Regions from separate parts of the Homo sapiens genome. Here region 1 is linked to region 2. A link is an interaction called in ENCODE POLR2A ChIA-PET data of the cell type or tissue named here. Cell type or tissue: OCI-LY7. All regions are shown on one strand. Each heading gives the region's core, and the rest is flanking DNA. Links, peaks and the distances in the headings are about the cores only. Region 1 overlaps TTC7A (tetratricopeptide repeat domain 7A). Region 2 has its middle 64 kb from the start of MSH6.

Evidence for each region. Peaks named below come from ENCODE experiments on the same cell type or tissue, not always from the same donor. Only the 100,000 strongest peaks of a DNase experiment are listed, where the experiment ranks them.
Region 1: POLR2A ChIA-PET joins it to region 2 with 5 read pairs; 3 of 35 experiments call an interaction of 5 or more read pairs at or near these places.

The regions. Positions count from the first base shown.
Region 1 is chr2:47,076,118-47,081,485 of GRCh38, reverse strand. It overlaps TTC7A (tetratricopeptide repeat domain 7A), which reads right to left. Exons shown (of 20, transcript NM_020458.4): 20 at 5,363-5,368. Among named protein-coding and RNA genes, the nearest start is that of STPG4, 77 kb to the left of the region's middle. RefSeq lists enhancers at 1-744, 745-1,522. In OCI-LY7, for the core only: no CTCF peak of the experiment used is centred there; no DNase peak of the experiment used is centred there.
Region 2 is chr2:47,716,044-47,721,411 of GRCh38, reverse strand. No RefSeq gene overlaps it. Among named protein-coding and RNA genes, the nearest start is that of MSH6, 64 kb to the left of the region's middle. RefSeq lists an enhancer at 2,482-2,531. In OCI-LY7, for the core only: CTCF peaks have their summits at 4,689 and 4,906 (motif pointing left); DNase peaks (open chromatin) are centred at 2,151, 2,546, 4,555, 4,891 and 2 weaker places; H3K4me3 peaks cover 3,018 bases; H3K27ac peaks cover 5,000 bases.

The sequences.
Region 1 (5,368 bases), core at 244-5,243, 640 kb after region 2:
ATGAAAGTTCTGAAAATTGTGTTCAATGGCCCGTGTGTCCCAGAAGATCCTAATGTAAAGATGCATATTTATAAAGTAATTTATAGAATAGGATTAAACATATGTAGAACTTTATTAAGAAAATATAATGACTTTGGGACCAATTACAGGCCCTTGAACAGCCACAATAGGCTCAGGAGGGCTGTGCTTCTGTGTAAAGTCCCCTCCCAGACACCACCAGGGTACAGAGCTGGGATGGTGCATGGCTTGGGCAAGTCCATCTGGGCAGAGAGAGAAGGCCAAGGTCAGCCTGTGGGTGGGGACATGGCGGCCTCACTCCACATTTGTACCTCAAGCCTCCCAGCCACAGGGGCGCCTCCTGGGACCCAGCTTGGCGTTCCATTCATGGGGGCACCCACACGTGTGGCTGAGCCCGGGTATGTGGAATGTGGGGGTCCAACCCAAGAAGCAGAACCCACAGGGCTGTGCTGGCCTCTGGGTGTTCTGCCAAAGCATAAGGGCCCCGTAAGGTGGGAGGCAGTTGGCAGAGGACTTCTAGAAGGCGTGGGAAGGATCTTAAAGGACAAGGCACAAGCAAGGAGTGGGCATTCTGGAAAGGCGTCTTGCAGGGTGTGGGGTGGGCATGGGAGGCATGGCTCTTTGAGGCCACAGGAGGCCTGATGGACTGGAAAAGAAAAGAGGAAAGGCTGGGTGCAGTGGCTCATGCCTGTAATCCCAACACTTTGGGAGGCTGAGGCCGGCGGATCACTTGAGGTCGGGAGTTCGAGACTAGCCTGGCCAAAATAGTGAAATCCTGTCTCTACTAAAAATACAAAAAATTAGCCAGGCATGGTGGAGGGTGGCTCCCAGCTACTCGGGAGGCAGAGGCAGGAGAATCACTTGAACCCAGGAGGTAGAGGTTGCAATGAGCTGAGATCACGCCATTGCACTCCAGCCTGGGAGACAGGGCGAGACTCTGTCTCCAAAAAAAAAAAAAAGAAGAAAGAAAGAAAGAGAGGGAGAGAGAAGAAAGGAAAGGGAAGGAAAGGAAAGGGAGAGAAACAAGTGAAGGAAGGAAGGAAGGAAGGAAGAAAGAAGAGAAAGGAAAGAAGACAAGCACCTAGAAGGGTGGGGCTCCCAGCTCAGAAAGTTCTCTGCATGGGAGAGAGCACCCAGCCCTTCTCCTAGCTCCCCCAGGACAGGAGGGGCCTCTGTGGGCTCAGCCCAGCTTGCACCAGGCCCTGTACCCTTGGCGTGGGTGTTCTTAGGGGGGGAGTGTGTGTGCTGGGCAGGATGCCACCACTACAGCCACTGAGCCCTGGCCCTTGCGTGGGGGCTGGGGAGTGAGCTGTGTGCTCCTGAGATGGCTCAGGCCTGGCACAGACAAGAGAGAGGAAGCTTGCAATGGCCTCTTCCTTCTGGGCCCAGGCTGAAATGAGAGATCACAGTCAGGGTGGCAGGAGACTGCTCAGCTGTGTGCACCCTTGGGGAGACCGTCTGTGCTCCTGACCTTCACGTGGGGATGGGCCCCACCTCAGGGGTCAGAGCTGCTGCTCTTCAGGAAGTCTCCCATGCCTGCCCCATTCCCAGCTTGGCACATGTGCTCTCTGAGTGGGTGTGGGTGCCACAGACAAAAGCAATCGGTGAAGTTCTGCAACATGTCCCGCTTCCGCTTGTCTGATGGTGCAGGGAAGCAGAGTGAGCCTCTCTCTGGGGATGTGCAGGGCTGCCAGGAACAGACACACTCACACTCAGGGTCCCTCCAGTCTTCATGGGGGCCACCGTATAAGGAGAGGAGGCAGATGGGACTCTTGCCCGCAGTTAGGCCGCAGGAGTTGGAAAGCTCATTCAGGACGGAATGGAGCTCCAGTGTTTCCATCATCTCTATGCACCTTGCAAGTAGGTGGCCATTTCTTTTGTTTCCAGAGCTCTGCCTGCACAGAGATTCACCTGCCCTTCAGTTTTGCTTTTATCTTCTAGCTCCTACCAATCAATGATTCTCCATTCTCTCAGCCCCTTGGCTTCAGCTGCTTTCTAGCCTCTGCTCCCCCTGGCCCCCCCTGCTGCCCCCCCGCCCCCGCTTCCCTCTGCCTACCTCACTGTCACACTGCAGAGGCCAGGCCACTGCAGCCTTCGGCAATGTCAGCATCACAAAAGGCAAAGGGAGAGGAGGAGGAGCTCTTCCAGATTAGAGGAGCAGAAGGAGCTGGCTGTAAAATGGAGGGTGTGACCCTGAGCTGGAGAAGAACACTCTAAGGAAAACTAGTGCCTAACCTGAAATAGGGGTGGTGGATTAGATAAGAGCACAGTGGCAGTGTTGAATGTCCTATTTGTTAACTCTGCTGTGGTTAGATACAGGGATGACCTTTGTTCTTGGTAAACACACACTGAAGTATTAAGGGGAACAGGGCACCATTTATGCAACCTGTTCTCAAATGGTTCAAGAAACAATGATACGTGTTTTTAAAGAAGTCCACAAGGACTTCTTGCCAAATTCCAGAGACAGTTAAGAGAGTGAGAGACTGAGGGTGAGCGGGAACAAGAACAAGAGAACAATGACAGCCCCCACCTGTGTTGGGGGCCCCTATGTGGGGGTGTCAGCATCTCTGAGGCTGTGGGCCAGCCCATGGGGGACATACTGGTTCTGGAACCCAGCCACGATGCCATCAGCGAGTGGTTAGGATCGTGGGGCCCCACGACCCAACGCAGTTCCCATGGCTGCCCATGCTTTCGGGCATCTTCTGAACACCCTATTTGGGGCAATGTCCAGCCTCTTGTGTGACCGCTGCTTAAGGGTCCTCTACTCCCACTGCAGAGGAGCTGGGGTAGTAGGCATCGCAGAGCACTGTCATTCCTCTGCAGCCAGTGGGGCGAAGCTGGTGGTGGGGCGGGGCTGGCAAGTGGGGGTTCCGGGCACCCAAGAGGCCCCTGGACCCATGTATCTTCCTCTCCTGGGCACTCCCGTAGAGGACTCCTGGTGATGCGAATTTCCATGGATCCCAGAGGGGTCCTTCTGCTCCGGCGATTTGGGGAGGCTCCTGCCTCTGCCCAGAATGGGTGAGGCGGCACTACACAGTGTCTTCCAAGGGCAAGGCCCTGTGCTCCCAGGCCCTGCCCTGTACCAAGTCACTGAGAGTGGAGGCCCCGTGATCTCTTCACCTTTCTTGGGGACAAAACCCACCTCCCAAGGTTGTCGATTGGAGAGGTTCCCAATCAAAGGAGTGATTAGAAGAGAGTTCACTGGTAAGTGAAGCATCGTATTAGCAGTACAGTGCAGGAGGCATGTTACTATTCCCATTGTCATCTTCATTCCAAGACCAGAAGCAGGACAGGAGCCCCTCCATGGATGGACCCTAAGGTGATGATGATGCGAAGGAGAAAGGAGGGTGTTTAAGGGGCTGTGTTCTGTTGTCTGCCCTCTCTAGAGGGACCTGCATTGTACCCATTGCCCAGAAAGGACATGGCATGGCGTGATGGGCTGACACAGGCAGGGGACCAGAAGGGCCCAGGGCATTGCCCACTTAGCACTCCAGCTGCAAAAGCAGCCGTATGTGTCCTGAGGCCCATGGCTCCTGGTCATAGCTGATTGGATCAAGAGAAGGCACCTATCCAAGGAAAATCAGTCTGCGGGCTGCCTAGTGACCCATGGAAATATGAGTGGGACCAATCAGATCCTCTCGTTCAAGATTTAGCCATTAGGAGGGGAGTGGCCAAAGTGCTGTAGGTGGTAGGTCAGTCAGGAGTGGGGCTGGAGGGCCAGGGCAGTGTTGAATATGGTTCTAGGGGAGCAGCACCTCTCCGTGAAGTCAGTAGCGGGAAGAGGAGGGTGGAGCCAGCAAAGGCAGAGAAGATAATTGCTCACGTGTATTGAGTGATAATTGCTGATGTGTATTGAGCAATTACTATGGGCCAGGCACTGTTCTAGGATCACTTAATCATAATCCACAGAGCAGGCACTATACCACCATTCTTATTGTACAGATGAAGAAACGGCTGAAGAGAGATTAAGAAACTTGCTCAAGGCCACACAGCTCGTAGTGGTAGAGCTGCACCTTCAAGCTCAGACTGGTGACTGCAGTGTCACCCTGCTGTCTCCTTCACGGTGTGTGGCTGCTTTGGCCCCAGGCCTGGGCACTCCATTTCCTGCCCTAGGGCTCCAGTGAGCTCCCTCTTATCTTTTGAGTTACCTTCAGGGTGTCTCTGTTCTTTGCAACTGAAAGAGCTTGATGAAAATTCTAAGAAGTTTCTGGCAGGGGACGGGTGGTGGGGGGATCCTTTCGAGTCAGGAACTCCCTGACCTCTCAGGATCCTTTGGATCAGTACCTCATGGGTCAGTTTCACAGGCCACTTAGGCATGAGGCTCCCTGCCCGTGGGTCATCATCAAAGTCTAGGCGGATGGGGAGGTTTGGTTAGTCAGAGGCTTCCCAAGCCCAAGAAATATTTGCACAGTGACGACATCTGAGTGCTGGGTGGGGGATAGGAGTGCAACAATGAGCACTTTGGTACCAGAAAGGAGTCTGGGTGGTGGCGGCTGAAATGCCATTCATATTTGTGCCTGCAGGAAACACTATTCATATGTAAGTGCACAAGTGGGAGCTGTGTCCTGGAAAGTGGCACGTGGGTGGAAGTCTGAGGGGGTGAGAGGCAGTCTGAGGTCTGTCCCCAGACTCTAACCCTGGTCCCAGCATGGTGTGTTTAGACACAGGAGCCAGGTGCCTCACTCTCCAGTGAGGGTTTCTTTGTGAGCACAGGGCCTGCAGATGGGCAAATGGGGTAAGGCAGTGCCTGGGGCCCTGAGCAGGTCTCCACCGCTGCGTGACTCTCCAACATTCGACCAACTTAAGGTCAGCTTGGGAAACCCTGTTCCCGTCAGAAGAGGAAGGCAGAGCCTTCCCTCCTTCCACATTCCCTCCATTCCCCTCCCGGCAGGATGAGTTTCTAAGCCTCTCCCCCAGGCTGGCAGACACCCCCTGCCACCTAAGGTGGCCTGTACTTCTCGCCCAAGGAGGCCATCAGCTGGGGGTTAGGGTACATGACAAGAAGTTTGATACCAAGTGTTCAATCACTCAAGCTTGTAAATGTGTTACCTTAAAATAAGGCCACAGCAAGAGAAGCTGGGCACCCAAAGGCTGCAAGCAAAGCCCTTCCTTATGGGGACAGCAATGTCTGGCTGAGCGTGGCGCGGAGGGTGGGCACTGGGGGAGGCCAGGCCGCCGGGAGGCGCGGCAAGAGGGAAGAGTCCAGACGGCCAAGAACAGCCCTGGGTTTGAGGGGAAGCCTCAGGGCAGCTGTCTTCAAAATGAGGTGGCTGCAGCCTTGGGGGTGCTATGGTGACCCCCTGGGGTACAGGAAGAAACAGAGCTTCTGTGTAAATGAGCAGCGTTCTTT
Region 2 (5,368 bases), core at 232-5,231:
AGCCCAGGAGGTTGAGGCTGCAGCGAGCCATGATTGTGCCACTGCACTCCAGCCTGGGCAGCAGAGCAAAAGCCTCTCTCAAAAACAAAACAGAAAAAGAAAACAAGTTGGCTGGGTACGGTGGCTCACACCTGTAATCACAGCACTTTGGGAGGCCGAGGTAGGTGAATCACGAGGTCAGGAGTTCAAGACTAGGCTGGCCAACATGATGAAACCCCGCCTCTACTAAAAATACAAAAAAATTAGCCAGGCGTGGTGGCGGGCGCCTATAATCCCAGCTACTAGGGAGGCTGAGGCAGAGAATTGCTTGAACCCGGTAGGTTCAAAGGTTGCAGTGAGCTGAGATCGCGCCACTACACTCCAGCCTGGGCGACAGAGCGAGACTCAGTCTCAAAAAAAAAAAAAAAAAAGAAAAAGAAAACAAGTTTTATTTATATGCATGCAGGAACGTTCAGATAAAGAAGCTCATTGATCTCAACCTAATAAGGAAAAGAGAGCGAGAGAAAGGCTTCTATGGGAAAGACACATGGACATTTGAGGAAAGACAAATGGACTTTTAGAGAAACAAATGGAAGAGATGGGAGTTTGTTGCTGATGTTTATGTTTGTCTACATGAGTGGTTGGTGTTCTTCCTGGGAGTGAGCTCCTCTGGAGAGGAGATTTATGGCAACTTTACTCCCAGAAGGCTCTTCCTTTTAGTGAAATAAAGGAAGTTCCAAAAAGGCTTCTTTCTGCATCTGCTGTATCTCTAGTGTCTTCGGTTTAAAATAATCTTCACACTTATTCTGGAGGGCCAAGTGGATCCCCAGAAGGGGAACATGGGCTCTGACTGAGGAGCAAGGAAATGTATGAGTTTCAGTATCATCTATGGTAACACTTCAGAGTCAGTAGAAAAAAAAGTTCTGGGCAGAGTGCAGTGGCTCATACCTGTAATCCCAGTAATCTGGGAGGCTGAGGCAGGAGGATCACTTGAAGCCAGGAGTTCAAGACCAGCCTGGACAACATGGTGAGAACTCATCTCAAAAAAGAGAAAAGAAAAAAAATTAGCTGGGTCTGGTGGCACATGCTTGTGGTGCCAGCTACTGGGAGGGTGGGGTGGGAGGATTGCTTAACCCTGGGAGGTCAAGGCTGCAGTGAGTCGTGCTTGCACCACTGCACTCCAGCCTGAGCAATAGAGTGAAACCCTGTCTCAAGAAAACCAAAAGTTTTGATTCTCAGCTATGTTCTGGTGAGGTTGCTGAGTAGCTCAGTGATGGATTGGTGAGGTGTTTGTACATAGATGCTTTATGCATCCCCCTTTCCAGAGGCCTGGCCTCTTAAGTCCAGTCGTTTAGAGCCAGCGACATATCTTCTATCAGCTCTGGGAGGTGCTGGATAGAGGTCAGCAGCATAGTGACTACTGAGGGATGCCGGGGGGTTCAAGTCCTGAAATTCCACCATTAGAGCTTCATTTTGTAGGTCGTACTTTTCCCTGTCCCTCCAGAAACTAACAAGTGAAGTCTCTCTTCCTCTCTCTCTCACTTTCTCCTCAAATTTTAAGGGTAAAATCACATAAAATTGTAAAGGTCCCTCCTCCCTATCCTGCCTCAGGAGTGACACCAGTTCCTAAGTGTATATGTGTTTTTTATTTTTATAGAAAAGATAAAACACCATTGCCCCTGTTCTGTGCCCTATTTTCATTTTCACTGTAAGCAATACATTTCTTTTTTCTTTCCTTTTTTTTTTTTTTTTTTTTTGATACAGGTTATCACTCTGAAGCCCAAGCTAGAATGCAGTGGGTATCATAGCTCACTATAACCTCAACCTCCTGGGCTCAAGCGATCCTCTCACCTCAGCCTATCAAGCTGTTGGGACTACAGGAGTCTCTAATATATATGAATGAGACATAGTCTCCCTATGGTGCCCAGGCTAAGTAATACATTTTTAAAATAAGTTCATATCAGTACCCAAATCATTTTCCTGTTGTTGTGATGAATGCAATGGCATGCCATTGCACAGAAGTGCCATTATTTATTAAACCAGCCTCTCAGTGATGTCAGCCCTCCTAGGACTGCTATTACAAATGGTATTCAAATGAATACTCTTGTATCGAAGTCGTTGCACACATATGCAAACACACTCATAAGAATAAATTCTTAAAAGTGAAACTGTGGACTAAAGGGTGTGAGATATATATTTAGGTTATCGACTTAAAGATGCAGTGTGACGTTTGCTGCTGAAGTGGGAGGATACAGAGCTGTATGAATACAGCTGCAGGAGAATTTATCTTCTACTAGGCAGAAACAACCTACACAAACTTCCCTTTACAAGACAGTTCAGATTCCTATACAATAGGCTTTCAACAAATATGTGGAATTTACTGAAACGCAGGTTGTCAAAGAAATCTTAAATGCTTTGTCTGTGAGCTAAAGAGGAGCAGACAGAAGCTAAAGAGAATTTCAGTTCCAAATCCAGCCTAACCACCATCTCCTACCCCCAGACTCTTACTTGTTCCACCTGCCCCTCAAGCTTTCCCTTTTCTTTACCTATGCTCCTCCTGGCTTCACTTCCTTCCCCACCCAGCTGAGCCCTCCGAAGGCTGTGTCTTCCAAGTTACCTGTCAATGCCTCCAACTCTAACCATTTTTTTCTTTCATGCCACCTGCTTTAAACTCCCCAAACTTTTTTTTTTTTTTTTTTTTTTTTTTGAGATGGAGTCTTGCTCTGTTGCCCAGGCTGGAGTGCAGTGGCATGATCTCAGCTCACTGAAACCTCCACCTCCTGGGTTCAAGCAATTCTCCTGCCTCAGCCTCCTGAGTAGCTGGGACTACAGGCGCCTGCCACCATGTCCAGCTAATTTTTGTATTCTTAGTAGAGACGGGGTTTTACCATGTTGGCCCAGGCTTGTCTCAAACTCCTGACCTCAGCTGATCCGCCTTGGCCTCCCAAAGTGCTGGGGTTACAGGCATGAGCCACCATGCCCGACCTCAACTCCCCAAACTCTGGACTCTCTGCCTCCTCCTCCAGGTTACTGAGCAATGCTGGAGAAATTCCATTCTTGGGGAGATTGAAGATCCAAGGTCGCCAGGCTCAGCGGGGCTATGGCATGGCCTGACGGTCATATATACATTAAATTAAATAGAGATGAGGTCTCACTATGTTGCTCAGGCTGGTGTTGAACTCCTGGCCTCAAGCAATCTTCTCATCTCAGCTGCCCAGAGTGCTGGGATTACAGGCATGAACCATCATGCCCAGCCCCTTCTACCTGTTTCTAGTCAGCTCCCTCTCCCATTGCCTGCCTTCCCTTGTGCCTCAGAGTTCACTGCATCAGCCATGGCAAACTCCTCCGTCTGGGCTCTGAGTTTCCTTCCTTCTCGCTTTCTCAGGGACCTTGTCTGCTATCCCTTTTCTCCTATATCTTCAACTATTTCCTCTTTGTTCATTCTTTCTTCTCAGCTTACAAACCTGGCATCTAGTGGTTGCCAAATAATTCTTTTTATGAAGTCAAATTTAGGCAGGCTCAGTGGCTCACATCTATAATCTCAGTACTTTGGGGGGCCGAGGTGGGAGAATTGCTTGAGGCCAGGAGTTTGAGATCAGCCTGGGCAACATAGTGCAACCTCATCTCTACAGATAATTTAAAAATTAGCTGGGCATGGTGGTGGATGCCTGTGGTCCCAGCAACTTGGGAGGCTGAGGTAAGAGAATGGCTTGAGCCCAGGAGGGCAAGGCTGCATGCAGGCAGCCGTGATGGTACCACTGCACTCCAGCCTGGGTGACAGAGTGAGACCCTGTCTCTAAAAATAAATAAAGTAAAATTTATTCAGATATAATTTACAAACAATAAACTGCATATTTAAACTAGATAGCTCAATGAGTTGGTTTTTTTTCTCTTTGGAGACAGGATCTTGCTCTGTCACTCAGGCTGGAGTGCAGTGGTGCAATCATGGCTCACTATAGCCTTGAACTCCTAGGCTCAAGTCATCCTCCCACCTTAGCCTTTTGAGTTGTTGGGACCACAGGCGTGTACCACCTTGCCTAGCTAATTTTTAAATTTTTTTTTAGGGACAAGGGGTCTCACTTTGTTTCCCAGGCTGATCTGGAACTCCTGGCCTCAAGTGATCCCACCTCAGACTCCCAAAGTGCCAGGATCACAGCTGTGAGCCACTGTGCCTGGCCCTTAATGAGTTATGACAAATGCATATTCCCATCTAACCATCACCTCTGTAGGGTCCAGACCCAAAGGGTCGGTGGGTTTTTCTCCCCATGTGCAGAAATGAGAGATTGTAAAAATACAGACACAAGATAAAAAGATAAAAGACAAGACAGCTGGGCCCAGGGGACCACTACCACCAAGACGCAGAGACCGGTAGTGGCCCCGAATGCCAGGCTGCACTGATATTTATTGGATACAAGACAAAGGGGCAGGGTAAGGAGTGTGAGCCATCTCCAATGATAAGTAAGCTCACGTGGGTCACGTGTCCACTGGACAGGGGGCCCTTCCCTGCCAGGCATCCGAGGCAGAGAGACAGAGAGAGAGAGAGGGAGAGACAGCTTACACCATTATTTCTGCATATCAGAGACTTTTAGTACTTTCACTAATTTTGCTACTGCTATCTAAAAGGTAGAGCCAGGTGTACAGGATGGAACATGAAAGCGGACTAAGAGCATGACCACTGAAGCACAGCATCACAGGGAGACGGTTAGGCCTCCGGATAACTGCGGGTGGGCCTGACTGATGTCAGGCCCTCCACAAGAGGTGGAGGAGTAGAGTCTTCTCTAAACTCCCCCGGGGAAAGGGAGACTCCCTTTCCTGGTCTGCTAAGTAGTGGGTGTTTTTCCTTGGCACTGACGCTACTGCTAGACCACAGTCTGCTTGGCAATGGGTGTCTTCCCAGATGCTGGCATTACCGCTAGGCCAAGGAGGCCTCTGGTGGCCGTGTCCGGGCATAACGGAAGGCTCACACTCTTGTCTTCTGGTCACTTCTCACTATGTCCCCTCAGCTCCTATCTCTGTATGGCCTGGTTTTTCCTAAGTTATGATTATAGAGCAAGGATTATTAAAATATTGGAATAAAGAGTAATTGCTACAAACTAATGATTAATGATATTCATATATAATCACGTCTAGATCTAGATCTAGTATAACTCAGATCTAGTATAACTCTTGTTGTTTCATATATTTTATTATACTGGAACAGCTCATGCCCTGGGTCTCTTGCCTCGGCACCTGGATGGCGTGCTGCCCACAACTTCAATCAAGATATAGAACTTTCTTGGCCAAGTAGCACAAGCCATTGGGCCTGGCCAAATTTTTTTTCCATTTTAATGTTGAGTTAGACATCATAGTATGGATATATCACAATTTTTATCACAATTCATCTGTTTAA